Linked DNA regions of Homo sapiens: region 1 is linked to region 2. The links are chromatin loops, found by intact Hi-C in ENCODE. Cell type or tissue: natural killer cell. All regions are shown on one strand.

Region 1 (8,000 bases), 300 kb after region 2:
GCCCCAGCCCTCCCACCTCCCTCCTCGCCAGCCAGCTCTGCTCCTCCACCCCATCACTGGAGCTTCTCCACTTCCAGGCGCCACGTCTTTGGTCCCCTGGGCTCGGTTCTGAGTGTGTGGATGTGCGTGTGGGTGTGTCCATGCACCATAGCAGAAGCCACACACTGCACTCCACCTCCTTGACACTCCCTTGGCAGTGCCGGGGTGGGCAAACCTTATCCTGGCCCGGAAAGAAATGAGGAACTTCAGAGAGGGGCAAAGGGGAGGAAAGGGAGGGGGACCACGGTGACCTCCCTGATGACCGCTCTCCCCCACAGGAGACACCCAGGCCTCTCCTACTTCCTTTCCGTTAGCCCACAGGGCTGGCCGTGCCTTTGCCCCACCCCCACCCTCACCCTCACCCCCACACCTTTCCACCCACCCCAACAAAAAGTCGGGAGAAGTCGCTCAACTCAACCTCTCAGGTCTGAATTTCCCTTTGGACGAGTGAGAGGCTGAGTACTGGGAGGAGGCGCCTGGGAAACTGCAGCCCTTGCCCCAGGTTCACTCCTCCCACCACCACCCCACCCCCACCAGACCCTGCCTGCGACCCATTCTCCACTGGTCTGTGAAGCCTCCCAAGGCCATTTATGCTTGGAAGGTCTGTCCCCCCTGCCCCCCCAGCCTAAGCGCCCCAAGGCTTGCATTCCACAGCAGCTCCCGCCCTCCCACAGGCCTTCTGCCTGCCCCCAGGAAACATTCTCATACTAATCAAATTAAAGGTGATCACTTTCACCTAATCCCACTTTGTCTAAACATGAAACTCCTGTGTGTGTCCCTTCCCCCAAGGTCACTCGCTGTAGCCCTTCCCTTCGGGCTTGCTCATCTCTTCTTTCCAGATCAGGATTTCATGTTTGCGAGTTCACTGCTGGTGCTGTCTGCCTGGGCTACTTTTATGTACCTTCCTTACCTCCCCCATAAGACAGGGGCTTCCTTGAGGGCAGCAACAACTGTGTTGGACATTGATGAAACCTTAGCACCTTGCATCATGTATGGCATGTAACAGACACTCAATTTGTGTTTGTGGAATGAATGAAGGGATGAATGGGTGGATGGGTGGGTGGGTGGATGGCTGGATGGATGGCTGGATGGATGGATGGATGGATGGATGGATGGATGGATGGATAGATTGGTGGTATGGGTCAGTCAGCATCTGTGAGGTGTGTTTTCTGGGCAACGTTTATCTGTATACGGTGGATGCGGGTAGGTGTCACGTACTCTGCCTTACACGAGAATGAGCAAAATGTGCATACCTTCTGGGGTGACCTCTGTATGTTTTTGCATTGTCATTTACCCAGGTGCGCTATTTGCGTTGGTTGTGGGTGTGCAAGCGCACTGTAGGTATATGTGTGTGCAGGGTGTGTGCATGTGTCCCAAGCGTGGAGACGTGTGCACGAGAGCCTCTGTGTGTCAAAGGGCTGCCCTGGTCTGGCCAGCAAAGCCGCAAGCTCAGTTGTCAGTTCCTCCTCCGGGCCAGCCTCAGCTGCCTTCGTGAGAATGACAAACCTGAGCTAATGCTGGCTGGAAGTGGCTGTGCTGAAGATGGGGGTGGGGTTCTCAGGAAGAGAATGCCAGGCCCAGCTAGATATGTGGCCCATGGGTCCCGGGGATGAGACCCCCAAAGTCCATGTGCCAGGGAGCTGGTGGGGGAGGGAGGCAGCCAGGGCCCTGCACTGCATTGAATGGAATCCTTGGTCACCAATGCAGAGAGGTTTGAAATCAAAGAGAGACGATTCCCAGGGCATTCTTTTCTGTGTCCACATATTGAGGTAGCAAAATCCAGGACTTGGTGGGTGCAGGCTTTGCTGCCTCGGGATTGTGAGGTATTGTGAAGCTATACCCAGCACCCGAGGCTCATCCTGGTGATCGTCTACCCTGAGCCTGAAGCTAAGGTCTTGAAGGGGTGGAGGGGGAGGAAGTAGCTGTCCTACTCTTTTGGCCAAGGCTGAGAAACCATCCGCCCTAACCGTCCAGTCCAGAAAGTTTCCCCCTCCCCCTTGAGATGTTTGAGGATTTGAAAGTGAGAGGTGGAGAGAGGCTCATTTGCATGTTCACTCACTCTCCCCAGCAGAGGAGTGAACCCCCCCTTCAGTCCTTCAAAATAACCTCCTTCTCCCAGGAACCCGAAACCAAAGATGCCACCATCATAGGAGGTGCGCCCTGTGGGCCAGGGAGGCCCCCACCAGGGGCTCCCTTCTCCAGTGGGCCCTTTGGCTGGGACGCAGCTTCAGTAGCCTAGAGCCCTGGATGCTGCCTCCCCAGCAAGTAGACAAATCAGGGAGCACACACGGACACTTGGCTCGGGGAATTGAGGAGCCTGTGAACCCTTAGTAACTGGTGGTGAATTCCCCTACCCTGCCCCATGCTTGCACAGCTCACAGCTTGCTCCAGTCACAGTCCCCTCGCAGGGTGGCAAGAGCTCCACTCCCTTCACACCCTTTGAGGCCCTACAGGGTCTCTGACTCCCAGCGCCTGTCTTACTTGGGCCAAAAGCAAAGCCTTTGCGAGAAAGTATGTGCCCCTGGGTGCCCTCTGAGTGTATGGACCTTAAGAGGGAGTGTGCAGGCAAAGGCGCCGACCTCCTGGCCTGCAAATACACACCTCTGTGGCTCTGACTGCATTTCAAAACCGAAGCAAAATAGAAGTGGTTTGGGCTGCTCCTGTGTCACAACTCGGCCCCCTTTAGATGCACAGACCCTTCCTGGGGCTGTCACTGAAACATACCAAGCAGTGTCCAGCAACCACTCATCTGGGCCTCCCTTACAGGAAATAGCCCCAATGTGAAAGCCACGTCCACAGTCTCCGTGGAGTGAGTTTAAATCTACACCCTTTCAGCTGAGCCAATGGCTCTCACAGAATTGCTGGTAACACCCGTGGCATTTTCGCACATGCCAGGAAACATGGAGGCCAGATGGTCAGCTGGGCCACAAAGCACAATTCTCCTTCTCCGGTTCCTTGTCCCCTTGGAGCCAGCTCTCACTCCTGAAATACCTCATCCTCCATGAAACCTTTCTGGAATTCTCTGGAAAGGAAGTGACAATTTCCTTCATGCCATTTCCCACTCCCTCAACACCCCTCCCCCACAACCACAAGCAAAATGGAAACTACCCCAGGAACAGCTGTACCCTCGACTGAAAAACAGCCCGTCCTCAGGCGAATAGTCATCAAGCAGGGAACTGCCTGCTGTACCATGTGACCAGTGGCGTGGATTTAAGAGACAGAAGGCCAGAGTCAGGACTATATCCAGTCTGTAGTCCTGAACAGAGCAGAATTCACCCATCCACAGGACTTGAACCCCAAACCTCAGTCCAGTTATGGCTGGACTCCAATGAGTGAGCTAACCCTCCTACTTAAGCAAATGCCCAGTGAAGGGGCCCTAGTCACCGCTATTTTGTCAGCTCTTTCTCCTATTCCTTTCTTTCTACCAGCCACTCCATTTGAGATGAAACCAGGAAGAGGGAGGGAAAAAAGAAAGGTTTTGCAAGCTCTGTTGGTTGGGGTTTCTCTGTGCTTATTTACAAGAAACCCAGTTTCCTTCCTTGCTCCTCTGTCACCACCTGATTCCAGCATAGGGTTTCTCCCAACTCTGATGGTGAGGTGGGCCCAGGGTTCTTCCCCAGTTACAGCCCCCGCTCTCACACCCTGCTCAGCTCGCCTCTTCCCCTACCTTCTTTGCAGGCCTTGATCTGTCCCAGAGGAGGAGTGATTAGATGGCAGGTCCCAGGCAAAGAGATGCTTTTTCCTCTTTCTCCAGGGGACCCACAGCCCACCCACAGTGTAGACTGCCTAGGGCCGGGGAGGAGGAGGGAGGCGTTCTGGCTGCATCCTAGCAAGATGTGTGACCATGGAAAAGTCGGCCATCTTTCTGGGCTGTGGTTTCTGTCATCCTTCGAGCAGGTGAGGGTTGTGAGTAATCCAGGCTTAGCAGGTGCTCACCAGGGAGTCTCGGGTGAATAAAGATGGCAGTGGAAAAGCACTTTGAAAATTAAAAAGCGTTCATCCAGATGATGAGTTTCAGGTGACCTCCCAGAGAGCAACAGGGGCTGTGGGCCCCATTAAGCTCCAGACGGTGGACCCCACTGGCTCCAGAATACACAGGGTGGGGCTGGAGGGTTCCAGTTGTTGGGTGGCAAGGGGCTGACTCCTTGCCTGGGCTGGGGACCTGGCAGGGAGGGAGGAGCAGGCTGCTGCGGCTGGTGCAGCGCACTGGATCCCCTGTCCTCACCCCGCCCCAGCACTTTGGGTTGTGGTTATGTGGCAAGAAAGAGCACTACACTACAGAAGCCCCATAGGGGAGGAAGAGGAGGGGGAGGGTTAGTGACAAAGAGAACCTATTTCCCCAGCTGCTCTGAGAAGGCCAAAAGAGCACCCCCTGGAAGTGCCTGCGGCCACCACATCACCATCTCTAGTGCTTCATGCACGAAGCACAGGACAGTGGCACTAAGCCAATGACGGGAGAACCCACTGCAGGAAAAGGGAGAAACCCAAGTGTGGGGCAGCCACTAAACCCCAGTATAACGGTCTGCCAGCTCCAGCCTAGGAGAGCCCCCAGAAGCCCCTGCAGATCCTAAGATCATCGGCTTTCCAGCTAGAAGCCCCAGCTCTGCCTTGGGGTTGAGGCAGGTCACTTTCCTCTTTTGTAAAACAGGGATCTCCTATTTAGCTCAAGGGGTTGTTGCAAAAGGCCAATGAGCTAATGTAGGCAAAAGCTCTCTGTTAGCCCGAAACGTGTTTTTCTTTTTTTATTTTTTGAGACGGAGTCTCACTCTGTCACCCGGGCTGGAGTGCAGTGGCGCGATCTCGGCTCACTGCAACCTCCGCCTCCAGGGTGTGCCTCAGCCTCCTGAGTAGCTGGGATTATAGGTGTGTGCCACCACGCCCGGCTATTTTTTTTATTTTTAATAGAGATGGGGTTTCACCATGTTAGCCAGGCTGGTCTTGAAATCCTGACCTCAAGTGATCCACCCGCCTCAGCCTCCCGAAGTGCTGGGATTACAGGCGTGAGCCACCGCGCCTGGCCAGTGTGTTTTCCAATTCCCTGGTCTGATTCGTTACTCTGGGGCTGTGGTAGTTCATTAAACATTTAGCATGTCTTTACCTAGATATAGAGGAAGAAAGGGAAATGGAGGTGGCGGGATGAAATGAAGGCTGAGGGGACAAAAGCAACAAATATAAAATGTATGGTAGAGAGAAGAAACCAGTTTGATTAGAGGGAGAGAGGAACATTGCTTGGGAAGCTGGATAAGTGGATCCCTGGAACTGTGGAATGAGAACTTAATATGGAAAGCGACTGTGAGTTACTGTAGATTCTTGAGCAAGGGAGGGGCATAACAAGCAGCCCTTTAGGAAGGGCAGTTTGGTCTGGGTATAAGAGTGGGTCTGAGGCAGGAGAATCACTTGAACTCAGGAGGCGGAGGTTGCAGTGAGCTGAGATCGCGCCACTGCACTCCAGCCTGGGCGACAAGAGTGAACACTCCATCTCAAAAAAATAAATAAATAAATAAAATAAGAGTGGGTCTGTGAGTGGAGGAGATGGAGGGAGACCAGGTAGGGTAGCTGGAACCAGGAGGTGAATCCCAGAGCCACCCCAAAGTAAAGAAATTGATGGACTATGGGGAGATACAGTAGCTGTAGAGACCCCAAGATGTGCAGGGTGTTCTCGCTAAGAATGTTAAAAGATATTGCCGGGTGCGGTGGCTCATGCCTATAATCCCAGCACTTTGGGAGGCCAAGGAGGGTGGATCACCTGAGGTCAAGAGTTTGAGATCAGCCTGGCCAACACAGCAAAAGCCCGTCTCTACTATAAATACAAAAATTAGCCGGAGTGTGGCGGCGTGCACCTGTAATCCCAGCTATTCGGGAGACTGAGGCAAGAGAATCGCTTGAACCTGGGAGGGGGAGGTTGCAGTAAGCTGAGATCGCGCCACTGCACTCCAGCCTGGGTGACAGAGCGAGACTCCATCTCAAAAAAACAAACACTGACTAGAGACTAATTAAATTCATTAGTGGGTTTTTTAGAAGCTGGGATAATCTATGTTGGTACCCACAGGATATTAAGTCAGATAACTTTTATTGAAGGGACAGTGTTCTTTGTCAAGGTCCCTGCCAGCCCAGTGTGTGTCCTAGAAACTAACGTGAAGCCTCCTTGCTCAGATCTGGAACTTTCCTGGGCAGCAGGGGCCATGGTGTGGTTGCTGCCTGCTTGGCACTGGCTGCCCCTCCCAAATGCGCCCTTCTGCCACTGGCCAATCCCCAGGCCAGCAAAAGCAAAGGACAGTACTTCAGGCACAAGAGCAGTACTCCAGCATCCCTTTCACAGAAGGGAGGGGTGCCAGAAAGGATGAGGTGGGAAGACAGCCTACCAGGGCCTGGCCAGACAGGGAGGGCAGCCTCGGCTCCAGAAGTCATCGAGAGCTCCTGGGGTTCCTCCTTCTCTCTCACCGGCACGATTAAAACCTCTCCTCAAGTTAGAAGGCCAGGTGCGGTGGTACACACCTGTAATCCCAGCACTTTGGGAGGCCGAGGCAGGTGGATTGCTTGAGCTCAGGAGTTCGAGACCAGCCTGGGCAACATGGCAAAACCCTGTCTCTACTAAAAAAAAAAATACAAAAATTAGCCAGACGTGGTGGCACACGCCTGTAGTCCCAGCTACTCAGGAGGCTGAGGTGGGAGGATCGCTTGAGCCTGGGAGGTGGGGGCCCCAGTGAGCTGAGATCGCACCACTGCACTTCAGCCAGGGCAACAAGAGTGAGACCTCAGCTCAAAAAAAAAAAAAAAAAAAAAAAAAAAACACCTCTCCTTGAGTCAGAGTCCCAGGATATCAAAGTTATAAGAGACCTGAAAGATCATTGCATCCATCCCTCTTATCATCCAACTTCTGCTACCATAGGAGAGGAAGTGACTTGCTCAAGGTGACACAGCTAGTTGCACTGTGACTCCCAAGTGACTCTTCTTCCTTGCCTCCTTCCTTGCTCATTGTCTCCTGGCATCCTCAAAAAAGCAACCCTTTCCTCTGGCAAGAACACACAGCAGTCAAAGATTCAGGGCTGGCCAATAACAATGAAGCCACGGCTGGGCGTGGTGGCTCATGCTTGTTATCCCAGCACTCTGGGAGGCCAAGGCGGGCAGGTCACTTGAGGTCAGGAGTTCGAGATCAGCCTGGCCAACATGGTGAAACTCTGTCTCTACTAAAAAATACAAAAAAATTGTCTGGACGTGGTGACTCATGCCTGTAATCCCAGCACTTTGGGAGGCCGAGGCAAGCAGATCACCTGAGGTCAGGAGTTCAAGACCAGCCTGGCCAACATGGTGAAACCCCATCTCTACTAAAAATACAAAAATTAGGGCCAGGCGTGGTGGCTCACGTCTGTAATCCTAGCACTTTGGGAGGCCGAGGCAGGCGGATGATGAGGTCAGGAGTTCAAGACCAGCCTGGCCAATATGGTGAAGCCTTGTCTATAATAAAAAATACAAAAATTAGCCAGGTGTGGTGGCGCCCTCCTGTAGTCCCAGCTACTCAGGAGGCTGAAGCAGGAGAATTGCTTGAACCCGGGAGATGGAGGTTGCAGTGAGCCAAGATCACGCCACTGCACTCCAGCCTGGGCGACAGAGCAAGACTCTGTCTCAAAAAAAAAAAAGAAGAAGAAGAAGAAGAAGCCACACACATGCAGGGCACATTGAACCTTCACAGTGCCTTCCCCACCTCCACAGTGCCTTCCCCACCTCCACCTCCGTGCCTGTGTTCACACTGTCCCCCAGGCCTGACAGGCCCTTCTTCAACTTCTGCAAGCCCAATGCCCACAAGTCCTTCAAGATCTGAAGCAAATGTCACCTTCTTTTCAAAGCCTTCCCTGCTTCCTCCCCACCTGGCACACTCTCTCCTCCTCCTCATGACACCTTAGCTTTACTTCTTAGACCAAAGCAGGGGTTCATAAACTATGGCTCATGTGCCAAACCCAGCC
Region 2 (8,000 bases):
AGGAGATCTGGGGTGTGGAATCTTTTCATGAGTCTGCCTGGCCGACTGAGTAGGCCAAAGAATGTATGGTTTCAGCTTAGGGAAGAAAGATCTTATCTTCCCTGAGCTCACCCTGAAGGTTGGATGGTCAGAGGGCATAAAGCAGAATCGGAGAGGAAGTCACGAGAACATCTTGGGAACAGGGGTGGACAAGCCTAGTATTTCACAAGTACCACAGAATTGAAAGCCTTAAAAATGTGCATACCTTTGACCCCAGCAATTCCTCTTCTGGATATTTCCCCTACAGAAAAAAAACTATGGATGTGAATATTTACCATAAGTATGTTCAATGAATAATTTAAAAATTTAAGCCAACCCAAGTTCATCAGCAAGGGCTTGGTGAAATAAGCACGGCACATCCACACAATGGGATGTTCCACAGCCGTTATAAATTACGTAGTTGAAGACTATTTCATAGCATGAGACAATCTTGATACTGTGTTCAGCTGGACGTAGTGGCTCACGCCTGTAATCCCAGCACTTTGGGAGGATGAGGCAAAGAGGTCACTTGAGACCAGGAGTTCAAGACCAGCCTGGGCAACATGGTGAAACCCTGTCTCTACAAAAAATACAAAAATTAACCAGGGTGGTGGTACGCACCTATAGTCCCAGCTACTTGGGAGGCAGAGGCACAAGAATTGCTTGAACTCAGGAGGTGGAGGTTGCAGTGAGCCGAGATCACGCCACTGCACTCCAGCCTGGGAGACAGAGTGAGAGACTCCATCTCGAAAAAAAAACAAAAAAGATACTGTGTTTAGTGTGAAAAGCAGACACCAATAGTGTGAATTATGACCTTTTTTAATTAAAAAATTTTAAACAGCTTTATTGAGGTATAATGGAGCTACAATAAACTGCACATATTTGAAGTATACAATTTGATACGTTTTGACATGTGTATTCCCCCATGAAATCATCACCACAGTCAAGATAGTGAACATATTCATCACTCCTAAAAGCTTCCTGTTACCCTGTGTGATGTCTCCCTTCCCTTCTCTCCCCTCCCCTTCTCCCCAAACCAATTATCTGTTTTCTGAGCAGTATGATTTTTGTAAAAAGAAAAAAAATGTTTATAGACAGAGAGTAGATAGATGCTTAAAACAGTGTAGAGGACAATGATGGGAAATTTTGAAATTTTTTTTGTTTATGTGTTTGTGAAATTGTATGACAAATACAAGTTGCTTTTGTAATACCAAGAAGTTATTAAAGTTATTAAAATCTGCCACAGACAACCCACAAATTGAATATACTGCATAGGTGTTTGATAAATGCCTGTTGGATACTTGCTAGAGGTGTGGAGTTGGCTGTAAGTGCTTTTCAGCTGTGGTGGTGATAAATATACTCATGATGGCTGAGGGGTACTGACTGGAGGGGTGACTGCTCTAGTGATGATGGCTTTAGGTGTACTGATGGCTGTAGGAGTGATGGCTGCAGGGCTGATGGCTGCACGGATGTGATGATGGTTGTAGGAGAGATGACTGTAGGGACGATGGTTATAGGGGTGAGAGGGTCATGAGTGCGGTTGGCTGTAATGTCCAGAAGGGTGACAGCTGTAAGGATGATGGCTGGAAGGGTGATAGCAGCAATGGTGATGACTGTAGAGGTGATGGCTGAAGGATGTCAACTGTAGAGGTGATTACCATAGTGACAATGGCTATAGGTGTGCTGATGGCAGCGGGGATGGCTGCAGGCCTGATGGCTGTAGGGGTGATGGCTGTATGGTGATGGCTATTGATAGGAGTGATGGTAGCAGTGGTGATGGTCACAGGGGTGATGGTAGTGGTAGTGATGGCAGTGACGACCTTGAAGACGTGAGTTGACCGGGAGCATTGATCCAACAGGCAGCCAGATGGTCCAACTTCTGGTTTCTGGATTCTGGTCAGTGAGATAAAGGGCTTGGGTACGCCATATAATGTCGAGCTGATTGTCCACCTCTAGGAAGATGGAGCAGAAGGACTGATGATGATCGACATGAGACAACAAGGTAGGGACTTTCTCTGACTGTTCAACCCAAGAGCCGTCTGCATCAGAATCTCTGGAGACTGAAGCTTGGACTTCCTTCCTCCCTAGGGGCCGGCAGGGGCTGCGATTGCTGTAAGAGTAGGTCACGTGGCAGGGCTTCCTGTATGCTGCTGCTGCCGGGTGTCCATGGCCCGCACCCCCAAGCTGCCACTGCAGCAGTCAGAGTGGCAGCTGAAGGCTCGGTTCATGCCGTGCCCCCGGGCAGTTCTGGTGAGGCTAAGCAAGAGGCCTCTGCATCTTGACACCTAGGAGAGCAGGGACGGAGTCTCCCAGGGTGGAGGACCATGCTGCGCCGCAAGCCCTCCAATGCCAGTGAGAAGGAGCCCACTCAGAAGAAAAAGGTGAGGAGCATTTTGGGAACTCACATCTTCCTTTCCTCTGCTTGCTCGACCCATCCCTTCCAAGACTCTTGGAAGTGGGAAGAGCCAAAGGCCATATGTTGAGTCTGTAGGTGAGGGCCACTCACCTAGAAGGCAACGGGACAGGGACCCAAAGGTTAACAGAAGTACAGAAGAGATGTTTAAAATTCTGGAGCAACAGAGTTACAGAATAGATCCTTAGAAATCTAGAGTCATGCAATTCAACCCTAGAAGAATGGGAAAAAAGATCTAAAATTAGGGGCCAGAATCTTAGACTAGAATTTGAGAATAACAAAATACAATGCTTAAGCTGAACCCTAAGCTTGTACTTAACTATCTCTCCTCTACGCTGGTCCTGCTGCCACTTCTGCCCCGGCCACGGCCTCTCAGGAGCCATCTCACTCAAAGGGCCCTGCTGGGCTGCCCAGCTTGGAGCCATGATGCTCACAGGACTGCCACCCCCTCCTCCACTTTGGCCATGGCCCAGACCCTGCCCACTTGGCTCAGCTCTGTGGTAGCTCCCAGGCCCTACCCGAGATGGAGCCAACCTGGAGATGGGGGCCTGAGGCCATTCCAGTCTTGGGGGAAAAGGCATCCGGAAGTGCAGTGGGATGCAGGGGGCATACAGGTTCTTCCTGGGTGGGGAATGAGAAATTAAGTTGAGGTGGTGAGTAGGAGTGAAGGCTGAGGAGGGAGGATTTTAAAGGCCAGGAGGAAAAACAGCTGTCATGGATGGCTGAGGTGTTCATCCCCCTGGGGCAGAGACCGGACTGGAAGAATCCTTGAAGGCTGTGCCAGATCTAGGATTTTGTGGTTGAATTTGAGGATTTCCAGATTTCTTTGGTTGGGTTTGAGGATTTCTAGACCTAATTCTTTAATTCAATTGAAGGATTCTCCCAGACAATCAGCAAGTATATCCTACACATCCAATGGGATGCTAGGACAGTCCCAAAGCAGGCCTGAACTAGGTCCAAGAGGCCCAGGCTATCCCCCGCCAATTTTCCCTGGAACTCAGCCCAGGTGCCCTATGGTGGATCCCCCTTGTCAGGGGAGTAGCTCAGAGATGGAGGCCAAGGCAGCTGAAAGACTGAGACTCGGGGCAGTGGGGTGTGCATCCTGCCCCAGCTCTCAGGTCCTGGGGTGGCTGCCACTTCCGGCTGTATTCTCCCCACCCCAGCTGCTTCTCTAAGGTTGCAGTGGTGGTGGGCGGGGGAGGGGGGAGGTTCATGAATCTTCACACGGGCTCTGTCATCCCCGTCCAAACCCTGCAGGGTGCTAGGCCCAGCAGGACTGCCATTGGCTGCCACTCCTAAGAGAGCAGGGCCACTTCCCCTTGCTCTCTGGCTGGTGGGGGTGGGAAACAGAGATTGCTCTATAGACACTGCTAGGCCTCAAACCACAGGGGCGCTGAGCTGGAGGAAAGTGTGAGAAAGAGCTGACACTTTGACACTGGGACCCTGTGCCACATCAGGAAGACGTACCTAGGGGCACACAGAAGCCAGAAGTCCCCTTTTTCTTTCCCAGCTTCAATTACCCAGATTCTGTGTTCGGCAGGCAAGTGGGCCCCTGGGATTTCCCCAGGTCTCTCCCAGGAGAAGGGGTCCTTTCGGGGAGAGTAGTCCAGGCAAACCCCACCCCAACCCCTGCCAGAGCCGGTGCCAGCCTCCAGAGCTGGGATGAGCTTGCCTCCACACACTCTGCTAGCCCCAGACTATGGAAATGTCCCCCAGAAGCCAAGCTTCCAGAAGGTACAGAGCATCTTCCCCAGGCCCAGAGGCAGCGGGCTGGCTGAATCACTGCTAGTCCCTTCTTCTCAGAGGCTGAGATGACGTGGTGGAGAGGAAAGCACAAAGGCAAGAGAGGCCTCTTTCTCCTGCCCCTGCTTCTCCTCTTGGGCCTGCCAATGGAGAATGTGCCAGACAGGGGGCAAGAAAGCTGAGCTGGAATCCTACCACGCTCTAGCTGTAGGACCTTGGACAGCTCATTGACTTTCTTTGGGCCTCAGTTTCCTCGCCTCTGAAAAGGAGGATAACTCCTAATCTGCCCCCCTCAAGAGGTTGTACAGATCACCCAAAAGAATAGATGTGAGAGTACCCTGTCACAAGTGTGCACGTGCATACCACACAAGGGGGTGCCTGCTGTAGGCATGGGTGGGGATAGGGAGACACTGCAAAGAAGAATGAGCCATGCCCCCAGTGCTGGCACAGAGAACACAAGACTTAATAGTACTAAGAGCCACCACAGAGTGAGAGCTCATGGGATGCCAGGCACGGTGCTGTGCATCTCTTACCTTGTTCACTCCCCACGACAACCTGGTGAGGTAGGGGCAGATATTGTCATTATCCCTATTTGACACTTGAGGCTCACAGAGGTGAAGCAACTTGCTGAAGGTCACACAGCTGGGAAGCTGCCGAGCAGGGATCCAAGCCAAGATTTGTCTGACTCCAGAATCTTGACCCCTTCTCTCTCCACTCTCTTGTCCCCTTGTTGATCTCAAAGGCGCTAGAAGAGTCTGATGAGCATAAAAGATTCAACCCATCAGCAGGAGAGCTCCGTGGGGCAGACCCAGATAGCTGTGGAATGAGTGACCTTCCAGCCAGCAGAGCAGAGGAGGGTGCGGGCCCTCTAGAATGGTAGGGCTAGGACATGGCGCCTCCCATGGATCGTGAAGGATTGGAGAGGCCCCAGGGTTGGGAGACAGACCTCTTAGCTGCCCTTTGGAGACTTTCACTTCCTTCAAGTTCTTGCTCTGCAAGCCCTTTGATCTGATTTCACCCAAAGGCCAGTGTTGGGGTATAGGAAGTGGAGAGGGATTTTTCCTGGACTTGGTTCCCCTAAGGATGCTCCTACTCTACCACATCCCCACTTTCTCCATGGCTCCCTTCCTACAGCACACCTCTAGTATGACCCCCACACCCTGCCAGCATGCACTTTGTATTTTCAGTGGCTCCTCACTGCCCACAGGATACATGCCCTTGGCCTGGCGGGCAAGAGCCTTCCATAGCCTTTTCTACTCCCCCACCCACCATCCCATCATCAGGCTCTCAACGTCTCTAACTTTCATTCTTGTTCAAACCCTTCCGAGCTCCACCTGGAGAAATCCTGCCTCCCCTGCATGGCCCAGCTCAGATATACCTCCTCCACAAAGCCCCGCCAGAGCCCTTCCCCCTCTGCACTCCCACCTGCTTTCCTAGGAGCTCTGTTCAAAAACCACCTGCATGCCATCACCACTACACTCAATCCACTGCTAACTTCTACACTGGTGGGGCGGGGCAACAGCATGAGCTCTGAGGTAGCACGAGCACAGCAACATACTTGGGTTTCCAGAGTCATAGACCTGGGTTTGGAGGCTTGCTCTTCCTAAGACCAGCTGCGCCACCCTGCCTAGGGCACTTCATTTCGCATCTTGGTCTCCTCTGCTTCGAGGTGCGAATATGATGCGGGGCTGCGATGAGGCTGGAGTGAGCTGGCACACAGGAAGTGCTTGGCAGGACACGGGCATGCGGGAGGAGTTTAGACCCTCATTGCTGGATTCTCACACACACAGAGGTAGGGCCTAGAGCTCACAGGGTGCTCAGTATATGCCTGATACCCTGAAGGAGCAGAGGGGGTAGCTCAGGAGACCACTGGGGAAAGCCAAGTTTGCTCAGGAAGTAAGGGAAGAGGATGCTGGCTGGGGCAGTGTGGACCTCTGAGAGATTGATCAGGGCATGGTTTCTGCATGGATGCTGCCTTTTAAGCTGGAATTGAAAAATCTTTCCATAGAAGTATAATATCCATACAGAGAAGTGGATAAATCATAATTGCGCCACCGAATGAGTTTCTATAATGTGAACATCCCCATGTAGACAGCACTTAGATCAAGAAACAACACTCTCAGAAGTCTAGAAGCTTCCCTCATGCCCCTGCCAGTTACTACACCCCCCCCTTCCCCCAGGGCAACCGCTATCCTGACTTCCAACAGCACAGGTGAGCTCTGCCAGGCTTTGAACTTACAGGGGGAACCATATCGTGTATATATACTCTTTGGTGGCCAGCCCCTTTACTCAACCATATGTTTGTGACACTCATCCATACTGTTGGGAACAGTTGTACTGTCTCCTACCTGGGTACTATTCTTTTGTGTGACTCTGCCACAATTAATTTATCCATTCTACAGATGATGGGCATTTGCGGGTTTTCCACTTAAATTGGAAGGGTGAGAAACTACGGCTGACAGAGAGAAGGGCAGAGTATTCCAGGTGGGGAAATGCCCAGGGTAAGAGGCTGGAGGTGGGGTGTAGGAAAGAGTAAGCATAAACCTACATTCCACAAGGGACTGCCGTGTCAGACAATGTTCCAAGCACTGTAGGCGTACTCGCTCATTTCATCCTCACAACAGCCAGATGAGGTCGGTGCTTTTGTCTTCATTCCACTAATGAGGAAACAGAAACCTAGAGAAGTTAAGAAACATACCCAGTTTACACAATCAGTGGCAGAACCAAGATGGGAACACTTGCCCTGATGTGAAGTGGGCTTCAGAGAGGTTCGATAACTTGCCGGAGGTCACAAATCCAGAGTTGAACTTCTGAGAAAGCTTCCCTCATGCCCCTGCCTGTCACTACATGCCCCCTTTCTCCCACAGTAACCACTATCCTGACTTACAATAGCATAGGTGAGTTCTGCCAGGCTTTGAACTATAATTATACAGGGGGAACCATATGGTGTATATATACTCTTTGGTGGCCCTACATTTCAAATGTATTGTATATTACATTTGAAATATATATTGAAATATATATTGTTGAGTATACTCAATGTATATTTCAAATGTAATATACAATACAATACATATATACAATACAATACATATATACTCAACAATATATATTTCAATATATATTTCAAATGTAATATACAATACATATATACTCAACAATATATTTAGTATATTTCAAATGTAATATACATTTGAAATGTAGCTCTTTCCAAGAGGCCCACACATTCCCCTGAGCCATGAAGTGAAAAGGGGGCCAACAGTGTATGGTACCACCTCCCCCGTCAGGCACGACTCCCAGGAAGTCCTCACTCCAAAGGGAAGCCAGCAGAAAAGCCAGCCAGGCTCAAGAATTTCAACTCAACCCTGAATGGGGGTCACCTCTCTCTGAAAGGCGGTCAAGATACTTGGGGCTGTCCCTGAGGTTGGAGGTAGGCTTGGCAAAATGCCACCCTGGAGGGCCCTGAAACTCGATCACCCAAAGAACATGTGTTTGTCCTTTCCATCTCCCTGGGCTGAGAGTAGCCAACTGGGCCCAAGACCCAGCACCATCTCTATAGTCCTTTGTGATTATCTCCTCCCACTTTGGACTAAAACTGAGACAGAGGGACCCTCGCACAAGGGTCTGGGAGCCAAAGGCCTTTCCTCCCAGCCCCCAGACTGCAGATTAATGACAGGAAAAGGCCTTGGGAAAGAGCTGCAATTAGAGGGCAGGCAGGCAGTGAATTTACTCTTCCCCAACAAAGCCGACTTCCGGCCCCATGCCTGCCCTCCTGCTTGCTTTCCAGCCTCACCAGTCCCCAGGGTTTCAGGGGCGACTCTTAGCC

The links. A loop is a pair of places that touch in the nucleus more often than their neighbours do. Peaks named below come from ENCODE experiments on the same cell type or tissue, not always from the same donor. Only the 100,000 strongest peaks of a DNase experiment are listed, where the experiment ranks them.
Region 1: it touches region 2 in a loop (5-fold over the local background); 3 of 110 quality-filtered maps call a loop at or near these places.

The regions. Positions count from the first base shown.
Region 1 is chrX:130,082,709-130,090,708 of GRCh38, forward strand. The region is part of intron 1 of ELF4 (E74 like ETS transcription factor 4); the gene reads right to left. Among named protein-coding and RNA genes, the nearest start is that of ELF4, 24 kb to the right of the region's middle. RefSeq lists enhancers at 346-395, 2,116-2,375, 3,950-4,119. In natural killer cell, no CTCF peak of the experiment used is centred here; DNase peaks (open chromatin) are centred at 1,403, 2,393, 3,173 and 4,293; H3K4me3 peaks cover 3,667 bases; H3K27ac peaks cover 6,785 bases.
Region 2 is chrX:129,777,756-129,785,755 of GRCh38, forward strand. It overlaps SASH3 (SAM and SH3 domain containing 3), which reads left to right and starts at 2,194. Exons shown (of 8, transcript NM_018990.4): 1 at 2,194-2,399. The coding sequence starts at 2,343. It overlaps LOC124905215 (a long non-coding RNA gene), which reads right to left and starts at 4,779. Exons shown (of 2, transcript XR_007068328.1): 1 at 4,708-4,779; 2 at 820-2,524. RefSeq lists enhancers at 1,945-2,104, 2,355-2,434, 2,485-2,544, 3,812-3,991, 4,102-4,151 and 1 more. In natural killer cell, no CTCF peak of the experiment used is centred here; DNase peaks (open chromatin) are centred at 997, 2,126, 3,596, 4,256 and 1 weaker place; H3K4me3 peaks cover 6,483 bases; H3K27ac peaks cover 7,591 bases.